Regions from separate parts of the Homo sapiens genome. Here regions 2, 3, 4 and 5 are each linked to region 1. The links are chromatin contacts, found by Hi-C or POLR2A ChIA-PET in ENCODE. All regions are on one chromosome and are shown on one strand. Each heading gives the region's core, a stretch centred on a gene start or an enhancer-like site at or near the end of the contact. The rest is flanking DNA. Distances are from core to core; before and after follow the strand shown.

Region 1 (2,914 bases), core at 132-2,631:
GACGCGAGGGACACGGGCGCCCCGGACTTGGGCCGGTCCTGCGCGCAGACTGAGCCTCCGCCAGCGCTGTGGGCCCCTTAGCGCGGACCCGCGGCAGGGAGGGGAAAAGGGGAGGGGGAAGAGAAGTAGGAGGAGAGGATGGGGCGGAGGAGAGGCGGGGGGCGGGGGAGGGCAAGCGGGGGGCGCCGCTACCCTTTCATCCCACCTCCCAAAGGCACTCCCGCGCGCACTCACACGCCGACTCACATCCATAACCGCGACAGCGACGCGACCCCCGGGGGGTATCTGCCCCCTCTCCGCCCCCGCCACTGCCGCCACTCGGATAAGTCTCCTCTCTGGGCCCCCCGCCAACCCGGTCACCGCGCTGGGGAGGGGGCTCCGGCGCAGGGCGCGCAAGGCTGCCCGGCCAAGCCCCCCGGAACGCTGGGCGCCGGGTCCGCCGCTCCCCTCCGCGCCGGCCCCTAGCGCGCCCCGAAATAGCCGGCCTGCCAACTTCAAAGGGCCGCCCCGCACATCAAAGCGCGCGGTCCGCCCGGCCGCCTCGGCCTCGGCACTCACCATTGATCCCCGCGCGCGCTCGGCGGCGAGACCTCGCAGGCGCCCCTGGCAGGGGCCCGGCCCCGGCCCCCGGCTCGGCTCGCGGCGGCAGCCCCGGGCCCCCCCGGGCCGGCCGCGGCGTCGGGGAACATGGGGAGTCGTGCGGCGGGGGAGGGGGTGCGGGAAACAACAATCCCGGGTTCAGAGCGAAAGCCACCGGCCGGGGAGGGGGAACGGCGCGCCCCGCCGCCCCTTTTATGCAAAAGATCCGAGCGGGCCTCCGCCCCCGCCCGGCCCGGCTTTCAACGCAGGTCCTGTTTCCAGCAGTCACTCGGCGCACCAAATGTCCTCCGGGCGCTTCCAACAAAAACTGCGCTGTGGATTTAACTGTGCACTTCAAAGGCGCGAGCCGAGCGCACGGTCCTGAAAGGGAGGTACGCGCCGGCCGCGCCCCGGGCCGCCCCCCGCAGCCCCGCCACCGCTCCGCAGGGCCGCCCCGCCCGCGCCCCCCTCCAGGCCCGGCCTCCGCCTGGCCGGGCCCCCTCCCGCCCCCCGCGCCCACGCCGCGGCTCGGCGCGACCTCGCCCCCTGTAAGAGGGGGGCTTTCTTTGAAGCGGCTCCGCTGGGGCCGAGCTTCCACCCCCACCTTTTACAGCAGGGCCTTCGGCGGGCGCCTCGGCCGCCGGGCGGCCCCGAAATCCATCGCTCTGAGGGGTTATTTTTATTTCCCGGCTCTCGGGCTGTTACTGAGTTGCCAGGACCTTATCAAAGCGCAGCCGGCTCCAGCCGACTCCCCCGGGCCAGGCTCGCGGAGCCAGTGATCCCGCCGCGCCAATCACAGCCGCGCTCGGCCGGCCCGCGCCGCCCGCCTTAAAGGGACAGCGCCCCGCGCCCGCCCCGCCCCGCCCCGGCCCGCCCCCGCCGCACGCTCCGCTCCCGCGTTAACCCTTCCCCGGCCTCTCCTCCGCCCCCTGCCAGCCCCCCGCGGCCCCGAGGGCATTCTCAGCCCGAGTTCTGATTTCTTCTTTTAAGTTCTCCGGCCTCTTTGCTCCCGCCTCCTCCCCCTGCCTGCCCTCGCTCTCCCCGGCTCTGGAATGCAACAGTTTCTGGTAGCATTATGGCCATCGCAAGAACTGCAAGCAAGCAGATTTTTTTTTTTCTATCATCAAACGCTTTTCTACCTCTATTCAAGTTTCCCTGGGAATTTGGGCTTGGAGGACTTTATAAAGGGAGTTCCGGCCCTGGGGTTGGCTGGCCCGCTGTCATAGGGCGGACTCGGGCCCAGCCGCTGGAGGCGTGTGCATGCCTGTGCGCGCTTGTGCACGTGCATCTGAGTTCGGGTAAATATAGGACTGCAGTTGGTGGATGAATTGCGTTTGTGCATGTGTGAAAGTGGGGTGTGAATCCGCCAGTATAGGCCTGAGTGCTAACACCAGTTAGGAGGCATACCTCAGTGCCCTGAAGACCTAGGTCCAGCTTCCTAACCTGCTGGCCATAAGACCCTCGTAGCGGCACACATTGGCCATCTCTCCCAAACAACTGCATACCCGTTACTCTTCCAAAGTCCCCTCTTCTGCCATATGTTACATATTAAACCGATAGGAATATCTTTTTTCCCACTCCAAACGACAAGGCATGCATGCCGTTTTAATGTATCGAAAACTCCTCACCCCATTGTCACCTTTGAATTTCTCCCACATTTGCCCAAAAACGTTTATAAGGCACACACAACCTTCTCTTCTCCGTTAAAATGAGAAAATATGTCACAAACCCAGAGCATTGTGTATTTATTCTGCTGCTGCTATAGAATGATTCCTTATGTTATGAGCGAATAATTAACTTTTCTTCCTTTTAAAAAACAAAGGGCCGGGGACGGTGGCTCATGCCTGTAATCCCAGCATTTTGGGAGGCCCATGCTGGAGGATCATCTGAGGTCAGGAGTTCGAGACCAGCCTGCCTAATATGGCGAAACCCCGTCTCTACTAAAAATACAAAAATCAGCCGGGTGTGGTGGCACGTGCCTGTAGTCCCAGCTACTCGGGAGGCTGAGGCAGGAGAATCGCTTGAACCTAGGAGACGGGGGTGGGGGGGTTGCAGTGAGCCAAGATGGCACCACTGCACGCCAGGCTGGGTGACAAAGCGAGACTCCCTCAAAAAAAAAAAAAAAAAACACACACACACACACACATAAAGGTGTGAACCAAAGAGATCCAAGAAGTGAAAGGCAGAGTCCTGGCCTCAGAGCTGTGCAAGGCTCTTACTCTCCAACTTAATGGATGACGAGCCCTTTTAAATGCGAGATGGCCTGTCATTAGGCCTTCAGAACTTTAAAACATGCAAGAATTGTGGCTCTATCTAGGTATCCATAGAAAAAGAG
Region 2 (2,914 bases), core at 134-2,633, 740 kb after region 1:
AAAGTATTTTAGAAAAGTTTTTTTTTTCAACATAAATTTATTGAAGGATCAAACGTGTTCTCTTTCTTGGTCTCTTTAGCTCGTAAAGTCGTTTTGGGGATTTCGTGAATCTGGCAAATAAAACAAAACACCAATGAAACGCTGAGAAATGATTATTTCCCTTATGTATTTTAGCGGCCTCCAGGCAGACCTGATAAATATTCAGCGAGTGATTAGCTGGTGCATCCCCACCTGCGTCCTTTGCATAGCCATGCCCGCTACTCTTTCACAGGCAGTTTTACTTGGTAAGTTACAAACGTACTGGCTGCACTCTGCACCTGACAGTATTGCAGTAATTAGCTTGGGATGCAAAATGATTTCTAAATTAAGGTCCTGGACTTGTAAAATCAAGAAAGCCTGATAATCAACATCGTCGCTCTGGTGGCCATTGAATAACGGGATAAATACCTAAGACAAGTCCTTTAACCATCCCACGTGGTGATAAATGCCCGACGTACAAATTAAAAGTCTCTACCACACGCAGGTGAAATAAGGTATAGGTCAAGAAGAGAAGGTAGGGGAAAGGGTCAATGCTTAATTATTTAAAAATCGCTCTCTTCCTCCTGTAGGAAGGTCTAGGGGCTAGGTCTTTTAGTGCACACGTGATGAAAGTGACATTTTGGCCAGGTGAAACCTCAAGCTGGTACAGGCAGCTAAAACACGGGCGTCGTGCCCTGGAGACACCGGGGGTCCTGAGGATGGGGAAGGGGCTCCCTGCTGCGGGTGCTGAGGGGTTAGGAGGTGAGCACCGGGCGGGAGGCTCCGGGGCAGGGGCTGCGCGTGGAGCCCACTCCCGGACGCGGGCTCCTCTCGGCCCGGCACGGGTGGCGCAGGACTCCGAGCCCGTCGACAAGAGAGAGAGCGGGAGTGGGAGAAGGAAGACCGGGAGAGGAGGAGGCCGGGCGGCAAGAGCGGAAGAAGAGGAGGAGAACTGAGGCGGAGGAGGGCGAGAGGGAGGAGAGCCGGGCGCAGGAAGGGGAGGAAAGAAAAAGGCGGCGGAGGAGCGCGGACCCGCCACTCCCGGCCTCCTCCCCCGCATCCCCACTCGGGCCGGCCCTCCCCCGGCCGCCGCCGCCGCCGCCGCCGCCGCCGCCGCCGCCGCCGCCGCCTCCCCTTGCCCAGTGTTCCCAGCACCGCAAGGCACTCGCTGCCTCCTCCGCACTCGGTCCGGTCCGCTCAGCGCCGCCGCCGCCGCACCCTCGCCGCACCCCCGCGCGCGCCCGGCCCGCGCGCCCCCGCCGCTCGTCCTCGCGGCCTCGCGCTCGGGGCATGCGCGGTGGGCGGTGCCGCTCCGGGCCGCCTCTGCCGCCGCGAGTAGGAAGCGCGAGCGCCGGGCACCGGGCTGTCAGTGAGCCTGGGGCCAGCGGGCGAGCCAGCGGCTCCGGCTCCCGCTCCCGCTCCGCGCAGCACCAGCCCGACTCTCCCCGGCCCCCGCCGCGCCCCCTCGCCGCGACCTCGGCCACCGGCCCGCGCCCCGCGCCCGGGGTCGCCCCGAGCCCGCACCTCTCCCCCGCCGCCCCCGCCCACCCGGCCCTCCGCGGCCGCAGCTCCCCGGCGGAGGCAAGAGGTGGTTGGGGGGGACCATGGCTGACGTTTTCCCGGGCAACGACTCCACGGCGTCTCAGGACGTGGCCAACCGCTTCGCCCGCAAAGGGGCGCTGAGGCAGAAGAACGTGCACGAGGTGAAGGACCACAAATTCATCGCGCGCTTCTTCAAGCAGCCCACCTTCTGCAGCCACTGCACCGACTTCATCTGGTAGGTGCCGGGCCGGGCACTCCTGCCCCGCTCCTCCCCGCCTCCGGGTCCCGGCACCCGGCGCTCCGGCGCGTCCGCCCCGGGGCTGGCTCACTCCGATAACTTGGAACCGGCGGGAGTCCGAACTCTTCGCCCGGAGTGACACGCGCGCCCGGCCCTGACACCGGCGGGCAGGACTCCCGGGACGTCGCCGTCCCGCCACACACACCCCCTGGCGCGAGAGGGAGGCTGGCCCCGTACGGTGGCGAAGGGGATCCCTCTCCGGGCCGGGCCCCTCACCTCCCCGGGCGCGCCCACCCGCACGCACCCAGCGGAGCGGCCGCTTGCCGGGGTGTGAGCCCAGGGGACAGGGGAGGAGGAGAGGCCCTAAGGGGGCAAAGGTTCCCGGAGAAACGCGCCCCGGAGTAACGGGGGAGCGGCGGCGATTGCACTGCGCGCGGTCCAAGTTGCTGGCGAGCCAGGCTGGGCGCGTTCGGGGTGGGGGGGTTGTGTTTGTGCTTCCCATCGGGCTGGACTGCGCTGGCATCTTGGGCCCCTGCCTACTGTAGGCTGCATCTACTGGGCACGGAGAGACTGACTTTTCTGAGTGAGCAGAGAGAGAGAGAGCAAACTGTTGAAAGCTTGCAGTGGGGGAGGGGGAGTTCTAGCAGGCAAATGGCACAAGGGCAGAGGGACTCATTTAAAATAGACCCTGTCGGCCAGGCGCGGTGGCTCACGCCTGTAATCCCAGCACTTTGGGAGGCCGAGGCAGGCGGATCACCTAAGGTCAGTAGTTCGAGACCAGCCTGGCAAACATGGTGAAACCCCGTCTACTAAAAATACAAAATTAGCCGGGCGTGGTGGCACACGCCTGTAATCCCAGCTACTCGGGAGGCTGAGACGGGAGACTCGCTTGAACCCGGGAGGCGGAGGCTGCAGTGAGCCGAGATCGGGCCACTGCACTCCAGCCTGGGTGAGACAGAGCGAGATTCCGTCTCAAAAAAAATGAAACAGACCCTGTCAACTCGAGATTAGACCTGTAACCCTGTTGATGAGGGCAGAGGCCTTATTTAAGAAAAATAATATAAGGGCCAGAGGTCAGAGATCAGGTAATCGCCAATGAATTCAGGCATTCTTAAC
Region 3 (2,914 bases), core at 246-2,745, 630 kb after region 1:
AAAAAGAAGTAAATTGGGTGACTCTTGCTTATAGCTACAATCTATATTTGGATCATGTCTTTTATTAAACTCACCCATGCTGCCTTTTTTTAAACTTCTTTTTGGACAGCTACAAAATGGGCTTACCTACCCTACAGTCAGCAAACATAACCAAACCACAAGTATTAAAAGGTCTGGGAAAAAAAGGAGTCACAACTGCCAAGCAAAGAATACACTTCATTCATATCACACTCCTTGCCAAACAAAACAAACGTTCTTGGAAGTTGTGTAAAACCCATTTTGTTCAATCAAATCATATTTTAAATATATTGTGGGTCATTAAAGAAAACTGGAAACGTCGACAAATTAAAAAGGATTAGAGGTGCACGTTTTCTCTGGCTTACACGTGTGGATGTTTTGACAAGAGCCTTCCCTGACTCTACCCGTAGCTCAGTGTGTGCTTTAGAAACAAATCTCAGTTTATTCTCTGGCCCGGCCCTACCATTTCCGCACCATTTCCATGGTCATTTCACAGAGGAAGAAGGAAGCTGAGGCTTAAGTGAGGTGAAGTCACTGACCTAGGTTCTTAGTGGACAGTGACAGCTGGGCCTGAACACTGCACAAATTATTAATACCATGCATTCCACTAAGCTGCAGCCTGACCACTGTGGAGAGGCTCATGGAATTTAATGTGCCTTTTCTATCTTATTTTGACTCATCTTAAAATATTAAAAACAAATAAAAGTAGCCGTGCAATGATCAGAAAAGCTGTTCACATTTACTTATGTCGTTCTCTTGAACACTTAAAAATAATTAACTCAGAAACACAGGGTAGCATCCTACATGCGGCGGTGCTGGGCTTGGGCCTCTCCAAGCGGCCTATGACTTTCTGCAAACCAACCAGCGCCCTGGTTCTGTCCCCGCAAATCCAGCTGATTGTTCTGAGACTCTTTTCTGGGACGGAATTGAAAACTCCAGCGGTGCCGTTCCTGGCAGTCCCTTCCTCGGCCCGCCGAGGCCCAGGCCCAGGCCGCGCTCCTACCTTGTCCAGGACACAGATTTCCTCTCCCAGTCGCAAACCCTTGGGTCAGACTCTTGGACCACGTCAGACCGATCAAACCGGCTGATCAAACTTTACTTAGAACTTTCCCAAGTCGTCCCGGCCTGGATCGCGCTCTGCCTGCCGGGGACACCACAGCGGGCAGCGCCGGGACCCCAGGGGCGCGCGCCCCCCAGGCCCGGAGAACGGGCCCAGGGCCTGAGGGCGACGCCCCTTCCCGAACGGGCCCGCAAGGGCGGGGCGGCAGCCACCGGCGCAAAATTCCACTCAAGAACCTGGTGGGAGGGGCGGGGGAAGGAAATTCAGAAAAAAACGAGAACCTGGCACCACCACACGCAAGCTTTCCGCTCGGCCGCTGCCGCCAACGCCGCCGCCACCGCCGCCCCTGCCAAACGGTTTCAAATCCTTGCGGGCCGCTGGGTCGCCGCCGCCCAGCAGCCCGGGGGCGGGGACTTTCGCGCTCGCATTTCCCCGCCCCCTACTCCACCCCTCTAGCCTGCGGTGCGGTTGCCATGGCGACGTTCCCGGCGGCGGCGACCACCGGCGCCCCAGGCTGGGGGCGGAGACTTCCGCGCGGGCATTTCTCCACCCACAGGTGGCGGCGTGCGCGCGGCCCCGTTGCCATGGCGACGCTCCTGCTGGCCCAGCAACCGCCAGACTCGCACCCCAGCTTGTGGGCCCCTTGGCGGGTCCCCAGTCGAAGCTTCCGGGATAACCCGACCACAGTTTGAATGCTGCTGCCCTCCCGCATCCCGCGCAGAGTCGCTTATGATCACCTTAGGGGCCGTGGCGAAAAAATAAGGGCACAGAAAATGGGGCGGCTGGAGGATGTTCACAAAAGGGGTGATCCGTTATGTGGACAGACATCAGAGTTGAATGGGTCTCAAGTGAAAATTTCCTCACTCTCTGATATATCAAAACCCAAGTCAAATTCTTCAAAAGGTTCTTTTTAAAACCTATCTCACTGGAAGTAAACACCAACAGCTAGCTCTTCCTTGTCTCAAAGACAAATCATGCTAAGGAAAATAAAGGGTACAGAATGCTTTTAAGAATGTTTAGTTTTCAAAAGCATACTTGAACATGTTTATAACTAGGGAATGATATATAATCCAGATAATTAGTACTGAGAATCAAGGATGCAAAATCAAGCATGCAATTGCAGGAATTTAACCAGTCAGTTAATACATTCAAGATAGATAAACTGGCCGGGCGGGGTGGCTCACGTCTGTAATCCCAGTACTTTGGGAGGCCAAGGTGGGCGGATCAGGAGGTCAGGAGATCGAGACCATCCGGGCTAACACGGTGAAACCCTGTCTCTCCTAAAAATACAAAAAATTAGCCAGGCGTGGTGGCACACGGCTGTAATCCCAGTTACTCGGGAGGCTGAGGCAGGAGAATTGCTTGAACCCGGGAAGCAAAGGTTGCAGTGAGCCGAGATTGCGCTACTGCACTCTAGCCTGGGCGACAGAGCGAGACTCAAAAAAAAAAAAAAAGATAAACTACCCTACTCCAGCCTCAGGAGGAGGAGGACATTGGTCAAAGGAAACAAAATTTAAGTTAGATTGGAGGAATAAGTCTAAGCGATCTATTTTACAACGTGGTGACCATAGTAAATGATAATGTATTGTGTTCTTGAAAATTGCTAAAAGAGTACATCTTAAGTGTTCTCATCACAAAATTAATAAGTATGTGAAGCAACGCTTATGTTAATTAGCTTGACTTAGTCATTTCACAATGTTGTGCATAATAAATATATGCAATTTTTAGAATCATAAACTGCATTGCTGAAAGAATATGAAATGAATTTGACAAATGGTGTCTAAATAAACATGAAAAGAAAAATAGAAGATAAATAAATAGAAGATAAATCAAAGA
Region 4 (2,914 bases), core at 129-2,628, 590 kb before region 1:
GGAAGGCTCACGGAAGAGGAGGGCTGTGGTGATCAGAGTCCACGGACGTCCAAAAATGTGACTTGGCTGGCCCTAACAGAGGGGAGCAGCTCTTCTAAAAACAAAATCACCCCCTGGAAATTATGTTGGTTGGTTCCTTGGGGCATCTACAGTTCTTTTTCAAGTTATTTACTTGCTCATTACCGCCAGTCCCAGCTTTCTTGGGAGACCTAAACATATTTGGGGAATGGAAATAATGTGCTTGCTGCCACAGACCAGGCCAGTAAGATGAGAAGATAAAGAGTTTCTAGAGTTTTTATTATTCAAAATGAGTTTCATTTCAATTCAGGTACTTGAAAGAAGGTTCTAGTCTGTTACTTTGACACAGCACAAGATCAATAGTTTATTCTGATGAAGTATTCCACCCAAATGAAAGCATAACATGCAAGTAGTCATTTATTTCAATCACTCCTATTTGAAGGTCCTTATTTTTGGAGAACAGTCAGGCATTTTATTATCCACTCTTTCCATTCCTTAAAGGCTTCCTTCCACGGGTTTCAGTAAATTCCCATTATCCTCACGACTGTGTTCTGGAGTTGCTCCAGGTGTGCCAGAAGATTCATCATCAATCCACCTCACCAGTGCCTGGAAAAGCATTGAAAGATGCGCACTTCAACAAACCACAGCAAAATACCATCAGGCAAGAGAGAAGCATTGGCTTCTAGATCATAGGGTGACATATTACCCCATGAAGACGCTGCATTTGATAATGATGCTGTGAATATGAATAATGCTAATGATATACTGAGTGAAATGGCACGTACCAAATACACACAGAATTACAAATGATGTCAAAAGTACGCACTGAAAAAAGATGAAAAAGAAATACACTCATTCTTATACTTTGTTTCTAGCATGATAGGATATTTTTTCTCAACTTGCTGAATATTCTACAAGGCATTATATTAATTTGACATGTATGTATATACATATATAAGTGTCCACACAGGCATGGGTAGACATATGTATGTGAAAACACATGTGTAGACATTTCTGTGCAGTCACCTGAATGCAGTCATACCCATGAGTAAACACATGAATGTATATTGATGTTTGTGGGCAAGTGTGGGCACACACACACATACTGAGATTAGGTACTTTCCTTCTTCCTTTTTAAAGAAAATCACTTTTTTCCTCCTAATGAACATCATACCTCTGTCCCATATTTGGAAAGATAAATCCTGTCCTCACACTTATAGGGTTTAAAAAATGAACTTTGCCACACATATCAATATTTATTCAGTTTTGCAAAGTCAAGCTCTCTTGCCCTAAATGGAAGAGAAGCAGAAAATTTCTTCCACTATTTCTCATTGAACTGTAAGCATAAATCACTCTAAGGCAAGCTGAAGTTTTTAAGAAGGGCATTTCTTCGCATGTTTTTAAACCACAGCTTCCTGCTTATCTTTACACTAATTTCCTCTGATAAATTATAACTCTAGAGAAGGATATAATAGATACATCAGTTTGCTACTCAGATAACCACTTCCCCCTCTTTACACTATCCATCCCTCAACTTACTTTATATCTTTCTACAATGCTGAAGCCAATAACAGCACACTGCAACTTGTGCAAACAGATAGGGCAAAGGTTTAGAGGGCGCCGGTCAGCTTCTTCCAAGTGGAAGAAGCCCCAGATTTCCCTATCAAAATCCTTTGCTGCTATCCACCATGCCTTGTCTTGTAAAACTTAATGGGCTGGAGGTCAAATACTTGAGAAACTGAAGTTTCAGAGTCTTTTCCCACAAAAGAAGTCTTTTTCTGAAAGTAGCAAGTACTCCAAATCAAGTACTCAAAAAGGAACCACAAAAACTAATCACATGGGTCAGGCATGGTGGCTCATGCCTGCAATCCCAGCACTTTGGGAGGCCAAGGTGGGCGGATCACCTGAGGTCAGGAGTTCAAGACCAGCCTGGCTAACATGGTGAAATCCTGTCTCTACAAAAATACAAAAATTTGCCAGGCATGATGGTAGGCGCCTATAATCCCAGCTACTCAGGAGGTTGAGGCAGGAAAATGGCTTGAACCCGGGAGGCGGAGTTGCAGTGAGCCGAGATCCCGCCATTGCACTCCAGCCTGGCGACAGAGCGAGACTCCATCTCAATAAATAAATAAATAAATAAACAAATAAAATAAAATAAATCACATCAACAATAGGCAGTCATGATTTCACTCTTTAAGGACACGCTAAACAGATCTGTTACACGTGTGCCTGGAGGGGTTGCTGGCCTTCCCTCACGCAGCACTGACTGAGGACAACTGCCCTGATGTCTTGAAGCCCATGCTTTAAACCACGGCTTTAGACAGAATAACCTCGTCCCCTTCCCCACCCCCACCCCCTTTTTAAAGAGCAGCTCAACTCTATTCTGTCACTAGTGTCTGGTGACCAGAATAAATACCCTTGTAACTGACTTCCTGTGTTACATTTAGAGTTATATCAACCATCTCTGCAAGCACAGAGAACACGGTTTGCTACGTAACTCACCCTACAGGGTACTGCTTCACAATTCGACTTGTTTACATGATCACTTTTATTTATGTCTCTCGTTCAGTTTTTATTTTAAAGTAATAAATTTTTAAAGAAAATAACCCATGGTAGGTTTGTTCAATCTAATTTGATTCAAAAACAACTTCCTCACCTCCCTTTACCCAGAAAATGTGGACTGATATTCGAAAATTAGGGAAAATAGCATTCTAGAAGTTAAGAAAACACTAAATCTATTCATGTATCACAAGTAACCCCCTCTGGCCAATCAAGTGTGAGCATATTTCACTACAGTAATACTTTCAGCAAGGACATTTCTTTCTTCCAATAATCCTACAAATAGAAGATTATTTTCTTTCGTAGTCAATGCTTCTCAATTTAAAAATATGAATCT
Region 5 (2,914 bases), core at 118-2,617, 580 kb before region 1:
ACCATGAGAAATAAATTTCTTTGTTTATAAACCACCCAGTGTATCATATTTTGTTACGGCATCCTGAAAGTCTAAAATACATCCTATTTCATGGATAAAATGCCTTTTCTTATTTCTCTATAGATAGTAACTATACTACTTTTGAAGATTTGTTCTGTTGTTTCCTCTGTTTTGGTCTTTTTGTTTCATGTTAGAACTTTCCATAAACATCTGGTAATCTTTGGCTATCTGTTAAGATTTCATTATGAGGCACAAAAAACTGGTGGGGGGTTCTGTGTGCATGAATGTGGCTTATTCTCAGAGGCAATCTGGCAGATAATCAGCTTATTCACTGAGGGGATTCTCCCCAGTGTCTGAACTTGAAAGTTTCTTCTCTGCGACCATTGCATTTTTTTTCCAGAGTAGGATCATTTCCTAACTGACTGCCAGTGTTCTGGAAGCAGGTGCAGTGAAGAGCCTAAGAGTCCTACTAATGTGTGTGTGAATTCCGAATCCTTAGTCACCGTGTTCATCCCTAACCCATACTGCCACAAGGACTCTCAAGTCTCACAACTAATTCATTTTAACATGAGAAGATATTAAGAGGGTTAAGAGGTTCTCCATGATTCACCTACTAGTGTGAATTCATATCTTCTCCTTTTGCTTTTCCCCTGGCCCTTAGCTGATATCAACTGCTCTGAGGAAATGGAAGTCTGATTGGTCAGGAAGCAGGAATAGTGGGTAATTTGGGGTCCCAGACCCCCCTTAGCAGGCAAGCAGCCCAGAGGTGGGTAAAGCACTTTAGGAAAGGGTGCTGCAATCCAGGGACTACGGCCCTGGACCTGGACGCCAAAAGGGAGTTGAGAAAGTAGAAAAGAAAACTACTTATGCTTAAATTGTGCTCAGAGCCAGGTCTCTATGCAAAGGAGCAGCAGGTGACCTGATTTCTCCCTCCTGCACTGCAGAGAACCTGCCCTCAAAGACCCAGAGCTCAGCTTCAGTAGAAGTTGAACAGCACTGTGCGAGCGAACCTGAGAACCCAGTCACCCTGAGAAAAACGGTTTCTAGGAGAAAACACATTCTTTGATCCAAACAACCAACTTACAAATGATCTTTTGGACCACGTCCTGCCTGCAAACTGAGGCTCAATTCACCTTTAATGGGCCAGCTCTGGCAGTGCCAAGGGAGAGAGGCCATTAGCAGAAATGAAAAAAGCAAGAAATCTTTTAGTCCATTAGGTTAAAAGAAGATTTTTCATGCTTTATTATTTATGATTTGCGACTTCAGTTACTGTTTCCTGGAACAAATGTTATGATTCAACTTCTATTTACTGAAGCAAATAGATGCTTATCAGCAGTCATGCTACAAATCACAAAGCAGTCAGTAAGGCCTTTGGGGCTGTGGCCTCTTTTGCAATTCTTTGATGTCTTGTCAGGCAACTTATTTTCTGTGCCTTAGAGAGTTTCCAAAAGCTACCACAATCTGATGTGTGTGTGTGTGTGTGTGTGTGTGTGTATACATTTGTGTGTGTATATCTACATGCACTCTTTCTGTCTCTCTTTCTCTCTCTCTCTATATATGGCATATAAATACAGTAAATTCAAAGAATTGAGCAAAAGCAGATTTTGGTTTTTACTTTAAGAATATCATTTCACTTCCTGAAAAATTAGGAATTAGGAGTCCTAAGAATACCACATAGCATTTAGGAAGACTTGAGTGGGAGCTAAGAAAGTTCGAATGAGGGGAGGAAGAAAGTCCCTGGTCAGCCCGGTATAGTGACTCAAGCCTGTAAACCCAGCACTTTAGAAGGCTGAGGTGGGAGGATTGTTTGAGCTCAGGAGTTTGAGATCAGCCTGGGCAACCTAGCAAGACTCTGATCTCTATTAAAAAAAAGAAAGAAAAGAAAGCCTGGGCAGTGGCCTCAGTGAACCCTCGAGGATGCTGTGATCCTCTTGGTGACGTCCCCAGCCTCTGCTTCAGGATGACAGCATGGTCTCCTGCACCATAGCTCGGTCTGAAATTTTCGGTTTTTCTTTCAAGTTCCCCTTTTTCAGTCTTCAAGGGGGATGGAGGAGGTGGCCTGAATAAGACATAAATGAAAGAGGAAGTGTCTCAGCACCAACCAAACGTAAAACAGCGACAGCGACCCACTTAGCTTGTGACCTCTACGGAAATACTGAAGACGTCCTCTGTGTCCTTTTAGACTTTCTGGGGGAGGGGACAGCTGCTGCCCAGAAGCAAGCAGCTTCCTTTTGGCCAGGTCAGTGCAGGGAACCAACAAAGACAGGGACCTGTGGCCAGAAGAAGCACAGCCACAGCAGGTATCTGATTGGACTGAGCCAGGAAAGGCCTTCTTGCCCTTAGGGACCCCTCAAAGCTTCTTTCCCACAAGCTGGAAACTGCTTGGCTCACTGCTGTCCTAAATGCAGGTGCCAGCCGAGGGGGTTACCCTAGGACCGTGAGCCATTAACAGCTTGTCTCAAATACGCTTCTCCAAGGCAGTCAGCGACTCCCCACTGAACACCTGTGGGTTCCTGCTGGTGCTAACTTAGGCACAGGGCTAGCAGGTCCCTCCCCTGTAGCAGATGATGAGAGCAAGTGTGGTGCAGGAGGAACTGGAAAGAGAGCATCGTCAGAGGCGACACTTGCGTGGATTAAAACCATATATTCTTGTGCAATGTAAAATTGCCAACTTGCATCAGCATAACGAAGGACACACTTAGAATAGAAAAGCTGAGGAGGACAGAAGAATAGGAAGAACAACAAAATCATGCCTGGTCCTTTTGCCCAGAAATGACCCATGTGAATCTTGGCTGAACTTTTAGACTTTTTCGCGGTGCACATTTCTGAACATAATTTGACAACGTGGGACCTCTAGAATTGTACATTCTAATTTTTCAGTCCATTTATTTCTTATTCCAGAAAGAATCCATAT

What was found. A loop is a pair of places that touch in the nucleus more often than their neighbours do. ChIA-PET counts read pairs that join two places held with the same protein, here RNA polymerase II (POLR2A). Pooled maps may share reads with other maps.
Region 2: a loop to region 1 is called in a map of naive thymus-derived CD4-positive, alpha-beta T cell, with 9 times the contacts of the local background. The contact joins the promoter of PRKCA here to the promoter of AXIN2 in region 1. A Hi-C loop is called at or near these places in 1 of 168 maps with a recorded cell type or tissue (naive thymus-derived CD4-positive, alpha-beta T cell) and 8 of 50 pooled maps.
Region 3: a loop to region 1 is called in a map of CD8-positive, alpha-beta T cell, with 22 times the contacts of the local background. The contact joins the promoter of CEP112 here to the promoter of AXIN2 in region 1. A Hi-C loop is called at or near these places in 2 of 168 maps with a recorded cell type or tissue (both CD8-positive, alpha-beta T cell), 2 of 37 single-sample maps with no recorded cell type and 9 of 50 pooled maps.
Region 4: a map of ascending aorta shows a loop between it and region 1 (7-fold over the local background). The contact joins the enhancer-like site here to the promoter of AXIN2 in region 1. A Hi-C loop is called at or near these places in 2 of 168 maps with a recorded cell type or tissue (ascending aorta and naive thymus-derived CD4-positive, alpha-beta T cell), 2 of 37 single-sample maps with no recorded cell type and 16 of 50 pooled maps. POLR2A ChIA-PET finds 5 or more read pairs at or near these places in 1 of 52 experiments (naive thymus-derived CD4-positive, alpha-beta T cell).
Region 5: a loop to region 1 is called in a pooled map, with 6 times the contacts of the local background. The contact joins the enhancer-like site here to the promoter of AXIN2 in region 1. A Hi-C loop is called at or near these places in 3 of 168 maps with a recorded cell type or tissue (ascending aorta, gastrocnemius medialis and naive thymus-derived CD4-positive, alpha-beta T cell), 2 of 37 single-sample maps with no recorded cell type and 17 of 50 pooled maps.

What each region holds. Positions count from the first base shown.
Region 1 is chr17:65,560,267-65,563,180 of GRCh38, forward strand. AXIN2 (axin 2) reads right to left here and starts at 1,382. Exons shown (of 11, transcript NM_004655.4): 1 at 1,184-1,382. RefSeq lists a silencer at 1,396-1,545.
Region 2 is chr17:66,301,230-66,304,143 of GRCh38, forward strand. It overlaps PRKCA (protein kinase C alpha), which reads left to right and starts at 1,384. Exons shown (of 17, transcript NM_002737.3): 1 at 1,384-1,795. The coding sequence starts at 1,623. RefSeq lists an enhancer at 2,178-2,679.
Region 3 is chr17:66,190,638-66,193,551 of GRCh38, forward strand. It overlaps CEP112 (centrosomal protein 112), which reads right to left and starts at 1,496. Exons shown (of 27, transcript NM_001199165.4): 1 at 1,360-1,496.
Region 4 is chr17:64,967,758-64,970,671 of GRCh38, forward strand. It overlaps the pseudogene AMZ2P1. Among named protein-coding and RNA genes, the nearest start is that of LRRC37A3, 50 kb to the left of the region's middle. Within about 2 kb of position 1,379, at least 6 of the 41 ENCODE cell types and tissues checked have a DNase peak (open chromatin) inside an H3K27ac peak, as active enhancers do.
Region 5 is chr17:64,983,989-64,986,902 of GRCh38, forward strand. No RefSeq gene overlaps it. Among named protein-coding and RNA genes, the nearest start is that of LRRC37A3, 66 kb to the left of the region's middle. RefSeq lists enhancers at 918-1,197, 1,815-2,114, 2,395-2,444. Within about 2 kb of position 1,368, at least 28 of the 41 ENCODE cell types and tissues checked have a DNase peak (open chromatin) inside an H3K27ac peak, as active enhancers do; they include ascending aorta and gastrocnemius medialis, where a contact is called at or near this core.